Linked DNA regions of Homo sapiens: region 2 is linked to region 1. Evidence: read pairs that join two places in POLR2A ChIA-PET (ENCODE). Cell type or tissue: PC-3. All regions are shown on one strand. Links, peaks and the distances in the headings refer to the core of each region. The heading gives the core; the rest is flanking DNA. Region 1 overlaps TRPC4AP (transient receptor potential cation channel subfamily C member 4 associated protein). Region 2 overlaps CEP250 (centrosomal protein 250).

Region 1 (2,811 bases), core at 209-2,708:
TGACGGCTAATGATGGTGAACATTTTTCACGTGCTTAATAATTATTTATATATCTTCTTTGGAGAAACATCTATTCAGATCCTTTGTCTATATTTTGAAATGGGTTTTTTTATTATTGTTATGAGAGTTCTTTATACATTCTAGATACAAATCCCTTATTAGATATATTATTTGCAAAGATGTCCCACCCTGCCTTACCCACAAAAAACGTTCTTCCATTCTGTGGGTTCTCTTTTCACTTTCCTCATTGTGTTTTCTGAAGAACAAAAAGTTTTAATTTTGATGAAGTCCAATTTATTATTTATCTGGTTGCTTGTGCTTCAGATGTCATTGTGTATGACAGCTAAATTGTTAAATCCAAGGTCATGAAGCTTTATCCTTATGTTTTCTTCTAAGGGTTTCACAGGTTTAGCTCTTACATTTAGGTCTTTGACCCTTTTAATTTTGTATATGACATAAGGCAGGGGATCTAACTTCATTCTTTCGCATGTGGACATCAAATGGTCCCAATACCATTTGTTGAAAAGACTACTACTGTTTCCACCAATGAATGGTCTTGGTACCCACTGAAAATCAATTGATCATAATAAGCATGAGGGTTTATTTCTGAACTCTCAACAATATTCCATTGATCAATATGTCTATCCTCAGGCCAGCAGCATAGTGTCTCGATTGCAGCTTTGTAGTAAGTTTTCAAGTCAGGATGTGAGTTGTCTTAGGTTGTTTTTTTTTTTTGAGACAGAGTCTTGCTGTCACCCAGGCTGGAGTGCAGTGGCACAATCACAGGTTACTGCAGCCTCAAACTCCTGGGCTCAAGCTACCCTCCCACCTCAGCCTCTTGAGTAGCTGGGACTATAGGTGGGTGTCACGAGGCTTGCCTAATTTTTAAATTTTTTATAGAGACAGGGGTCTCACTATGTTACCCAGGCTGGCCTCAAACTCCTGAGGCCAAGTGATCTTCCTGCCTCAGCCTCCCAAAGTGCTGGGATTACAGGCATGAGTCACTGTACCCGGCCTAGTTCAAGACTGTTTTTGTTAATCCAAGTCTCCTGCATTTCCACATGAACTTTAGGATCAGCTACTCCATTTGTGCAAAGTAGTCAGCTGAGAGTTATGACAGAAATTGTGTTGAATCTGTAAGGCTGATCTATAGATCAGAATGGGACTATCATTATCTTAACAATATTAATTTTCTGATTCAAAGACATGGGATGTCTTTACATTTATTTAGGGTTTAATTTCTTTCAATGATGTTTTAGAATTCTCAGAGTATAAGTTTTACACTTAAGTTCCTAAGTATTTTATTTTTTTGATCCTATTATAAATAAAATTGTTTTCTTAATTTTTGGTTTGTTGATTGCTACTCTATAGAAATACTACTCATTTTTTAATATTAGCCTTGTATTCTGAACCTTTGTTGAACCTATTTATTAGTTTACTGGTTTTTATAGTAGATTCCTTAGATTTTTCTACATATAAGATCATCCCATCTGTGAACAGTTTCACTACTTTTCTAATTTGCATGCCTTTAATTTCTTTTTCTTGCCTAACTGCCCTAGCCAGAACCTCCAATACGATGCTGAAGAGAAGTGGCAATGGCACTGCCACTTCCAGAAACGATCAGGAACTCGTCTTGTTCCTGATCTTAGTGGTAGAAGCTTTCAATTTTTTGCCATTAGGTATGTCAGCCATGGGTTTTTGTAGATGCCCTTTAACAGGCTGAGGAAGTTCTCTCCTGAGTTTTTGTTTTTACCATGAAAGGGTGTTGGATTTTGTCAAATGCTTTTTTGCTCCTATGGAAACGATCATGTGGTTTTTGTCCTTTATTCTATTAACACAGTGTATTACATAAACTGATTTTCAAATGTTGAACCAAACTTGCATAAATCCATTTGGTCATGGTATACAATCCTTGTATGTTGCTATACTTGGTGTGCTAGTATTTTGTTGAAGATTTTTGCACCTATAATCATAAGAGATACTGGTCTTGTGATGTCTTTATCTGGTTTTGGTATCATGATAATATGACCTCAAAGAGTAAGTTGGGAACTGTTCCTTCCTCTTTTATTTTCTATTAGAGTCTGGAAAGTATTGGTGTGAATTCTTCTTGAAACATTTGGTAGAATTAACCAGTGAAGCCATGTGGGCCAGGACTTTTCTTTGTGGGCAGTTTTTCATTATTTATTCAATCTCGTTGTTATACTTCAGGTTTTCTATTTCTTCCTGAGTTAGCTGCAATAGTTTGTGTCTTTTAACTTGCTCATTTCATCTAGGTTATTTAGTTTATTGGCTTATATTGTTTATAGTATTCCCTTAGAGTCCTCTTACTTTCTTAAGGTTGGTTGTAACGTACCTTCTTTCATTTCTAATTTAGTAATTTGAGCCTTTCTTTTTTGGTCAGTGTGGCTAAAAGTTTGTCAACTTTGTTGATCTTTTTAAAGATTACCTTTAAAAAAATCACCTTTGGTTTTACAGATTTTCTCTACTGTTTTTCTATTCTCTATCTCACCAGTTTTCACTCTAATCCTATTACTTCCTTTTCCTTTTGAGATGTTTGTTCTTTTTCCAATGACTTAAGGTAGACGTTTAGGCAATTTAGATTTATTTAAAAATGTAGGCATTTATAGCTCTAAAGTTCCCTCTAAGCACGCTTTAGCTGCATCCCATAAGTTTGATATATAGTATCATTTTCATTTGTCTCAAAATATTTCCTTTTTTTTTTTTGATGGAATCTCACTCTGTCACCCAGGCTGTAGTGTGATCTCGGCTCACTGCAACCTCTGCCTCGGGGGTTCAAGCAATTTTCCTGCC
Region 2 (2,811 bases), core at 262-2,761, 480 kb after region 1:
AACAAGTGTAGTATCTGTGTAGATGGTTCAGGTTGCATGGGACAGAGGGAGGATTTGGGAAGAGACCGGAAGACAGCAGGGGCCACACCTGTCAGGGCTTACAAGTCATGCTGAGGACCTGGGTGGTGGGAAGCAGATGAAGTTTTTGCAGCAGGGGAGTGATGTGATCAGACATACAGCTCACAAAGATTGCTCAGGCTGCCGTGTGGAGCAACAGCATGTCTGGAGAGACCCACTGGGAGGCTGTACTGGGAAGTCCAGGGGAGAGCTTGTGCCCTAAGATGGAAAGTGTGAATGGAGACATGTGGGTGGGTCTGAGAGGTAGGACTTGATTGGCTAAGAGGTGGGAGGAATAAAGAGAGGGCAGAAAGAAGTCAAAGATGACACTCAGGTTCCTGTTCATGAAGATGAAGAGAAGCAGGTGTGAGAAAGAGGAGTGGAATGAATGATGAGGTCAGTTTGGAAATGGAGGGAGGAGCCTGTTGGCAGGTCAGTAAAATGATCTGAAGCTGAAGGATGGAGTTGAAGCCAGAGACACTTTGGAGTCATCAGCAGTTAGAACAAATGGGTTTCTTGTAGGCAGAATGTTGAGTGAGAGAGGAAGTGGGCTTAGGAGAGGACTTCAGGGTGTATTATTTAACCTCAAGGTCAAGCACCGTGTCTTAGTCACCTTTGTACCCCCGGTACTGAGCACAAGACCTGCAGAGAGCAGGCAAACAGGAAAGCCAAGTTGGCTCAAGAGAGAGAGGCATCATCTCTTTTTCCAAAAGACGCCCAGTCCAATTTTCCAGGGAAATAGACTCTACATCCTGGTCCCTTGACTGGGCCCCAGAGAACCCCAGACACACAGTCCCCCAGAGAGTTCATTCTGGGAACTCACAAAGCTCTGCTCTTGGTGAAGGGCAATATGAGGAGAAGGAGGTCCATCTGTGAACTCCAAAGTTCACAGGGTTTGAAATACAGTAGTGCGGCTTATCAGCTGTGTAACCCCGGGTGAATGCCTTCACTCTGATCTTCAATTTCTCATCAGTAATATAGGCATTGGTGGTATGACATGGCATGATATGTATGAATTGCTTAGGAAGAAAGCACTAAGTGGACCTCCTTTCCTATGTTCAGGCCCATTCTTACAGGCACAGCAAAAGTAAGTTATGTAATTGGGCAGGAGGGCACTTCCCACCCATACTCTTGGGTTACTGAGCAGTATTCACTCAATAACATAACTCTGGTCAGAGTCACTTCACCCACTGCCACCTCCAAACACACAGGGTGAGACTCTTGTCTCAAAAAAACAAACTCATAAATGGCAGGACTGGAATGAGGTCTGAGTCATCTGCCTCTAGAGCGCAGGCTTTCTGTCACCAAGCTCTTCCTCTCTCCCAGGCAACCCACATCCACCTGCGTACACTTGTTTTCTCTTGTTCATCTCTTCTTGACTGTTATCATTTATGAACCACAGGGCACCTAGAAAGTATCTAGCATGAGGCTTCCCCATTTATCCAAAGGGACTTAACCTAAGGACTTGATCCATGTTTCATGGTGCATGTAGTCGTTTTATAAATGAGGAAATTGGGGTTTGGGGAGAGCTTGTGCTTTGACCAGAGTCATATAGCCACTGAGTGGCTATATGGGCCACTGGGTACGCCACAGGGCACCCAGCCCTGTGTGACTCGAGAGTCCATGCTGTTCCCACAGCACATCAGTGCTCTGAGTCATTGCTCAGCCTTCTAGGAGATGTGAAGTGAGCTGGGGGCTCTGATCCTAGCTTCCTTGCTAGCTCACCGCATATCCTTGAGAAGAGCCCCTCTGCTCCTTTGTTTTACCTATCTGTAAAATGAAGGTTCTGTACTAGAATGACTCAGAGCCTCTAGGAAAAATAAGACAAAAGCCTGAGGAGAACATTGAACCGCTGTTTGTGTGGAGGATGGGTTGGTCTGGATATGAGGTTGGCAAGGTGTGATTTTGCTCCATACCTCCGTACCCTAGGATGAACTGGAGCTCACCAGACGGGCTCTGGAGAAGGAGCGGCTACACAGCCCAGGTGCAACCAGCACAGCAGAACTGGGGTCCAGAGGGGAGCAGGGTGTGCAGCTGGGAGAGGTGAGCTGGGGGCTCTGGGGGAACAGGTGACCCAGCAGGGAGCTCCTGTCCAGGGGTTTGTCCCCTTCCCTTGGGAACTGGGTTCCTGAAGCTTAAACCTGCCAGATTGGTCTGTGTGTCCTCTGTCTGTTCCCTACCTGTCTTAGGGGCTGCCCAGGTGAGATTCACAGGTCTTTCCCACAGGTCTCAGGAGTGGAGGCTGAGCCTAGTCCTGATGGAATGGAGAAGCAGTCATGGAGACAAAGGCTTGAACACCTGCAGCAAGCAGTGGCCCGGCTGGAGATTGACAGGAGCAGGCTGCAGCGCCACAATGTCCAGCTGCGGAGTACCTTGGAGCAGGTGACCCCTCTTCTTGTCCAGTGGGCATGCATCTCCACTTCTCGTGTGGTCCCTAGAGCATAGGCTCAGTAAATTACAGCCTGTGGGCCAAATCCAGCCTGCTGCCTGTTTCTGAAAATTAAGTTTGTTTTTTTTTTTCCCGAGACAGAGTCTTGCTCTGTCTCCTAGAGCTGGAGTGGAATGGTACGATCTCCGCTCACTGCAACCTCCACCTCCCGGGTTCAAGCAATCCTCCTGCCCCAGCCTCCTGAATAGCTGGGATTACAGGCATGCACCACCATGCCTGGCTAATTGTTGTATTTTTAGTAGAGATGGTGTTTCACTATGTTGGCCAGGCTGGTCTTGAACTCCTGACCTTGTGATCCGCCTGCC

What was found. Peaks named below come from ENCODE experiments on the same cell type or tissue, not always from the same donor. Only the 100,000 strongest peaks of a DNase experiment are listed, where the experiment ranks them.
Region 2: POLR2A ChIA-PET joins it to region 1 with 6 read pairs; 2 of 35 experiments call an interaction of 5 or more read pairs at or near these places.

What each region holds. Positions count from the first base shown.
Region 1 is chr20:35,025,500-35,028,310 of GRCh38, forward strand. The region is part of intron 8 of TRPC4AP (transient receptor potential cation channel subfamily C member 4 associated protein); the gene reads right to left. Among named protein-coding and RNA genes, the nearest start is that of MIR499B, 36 kb to the left of the region's middle. In PC-3, for the core only: no CTCF peak of the experiment used is centred there; no DNase peak of the experiment used is centred there.
Region 2 is chr20:35,505,752-35,508,562 of GRCh38, forward strand. CEP250 (centrosomal protein 250) reads left to right here. Exons shown (of 35, transcript NM_007186.6): 31 at 1,987-2,100; 32 at 2,284-2,439. Among named protein-coding and RNA genes, the nearest start is that of CEP250-AS1, 16 kb to the left of the region's middle. In PC-3, for the core only: no CTCF peak of the experiment used is centred there; a DNase peak (open chromatin) is centred at 1,300; H3K27ac peaks cover 985 bases.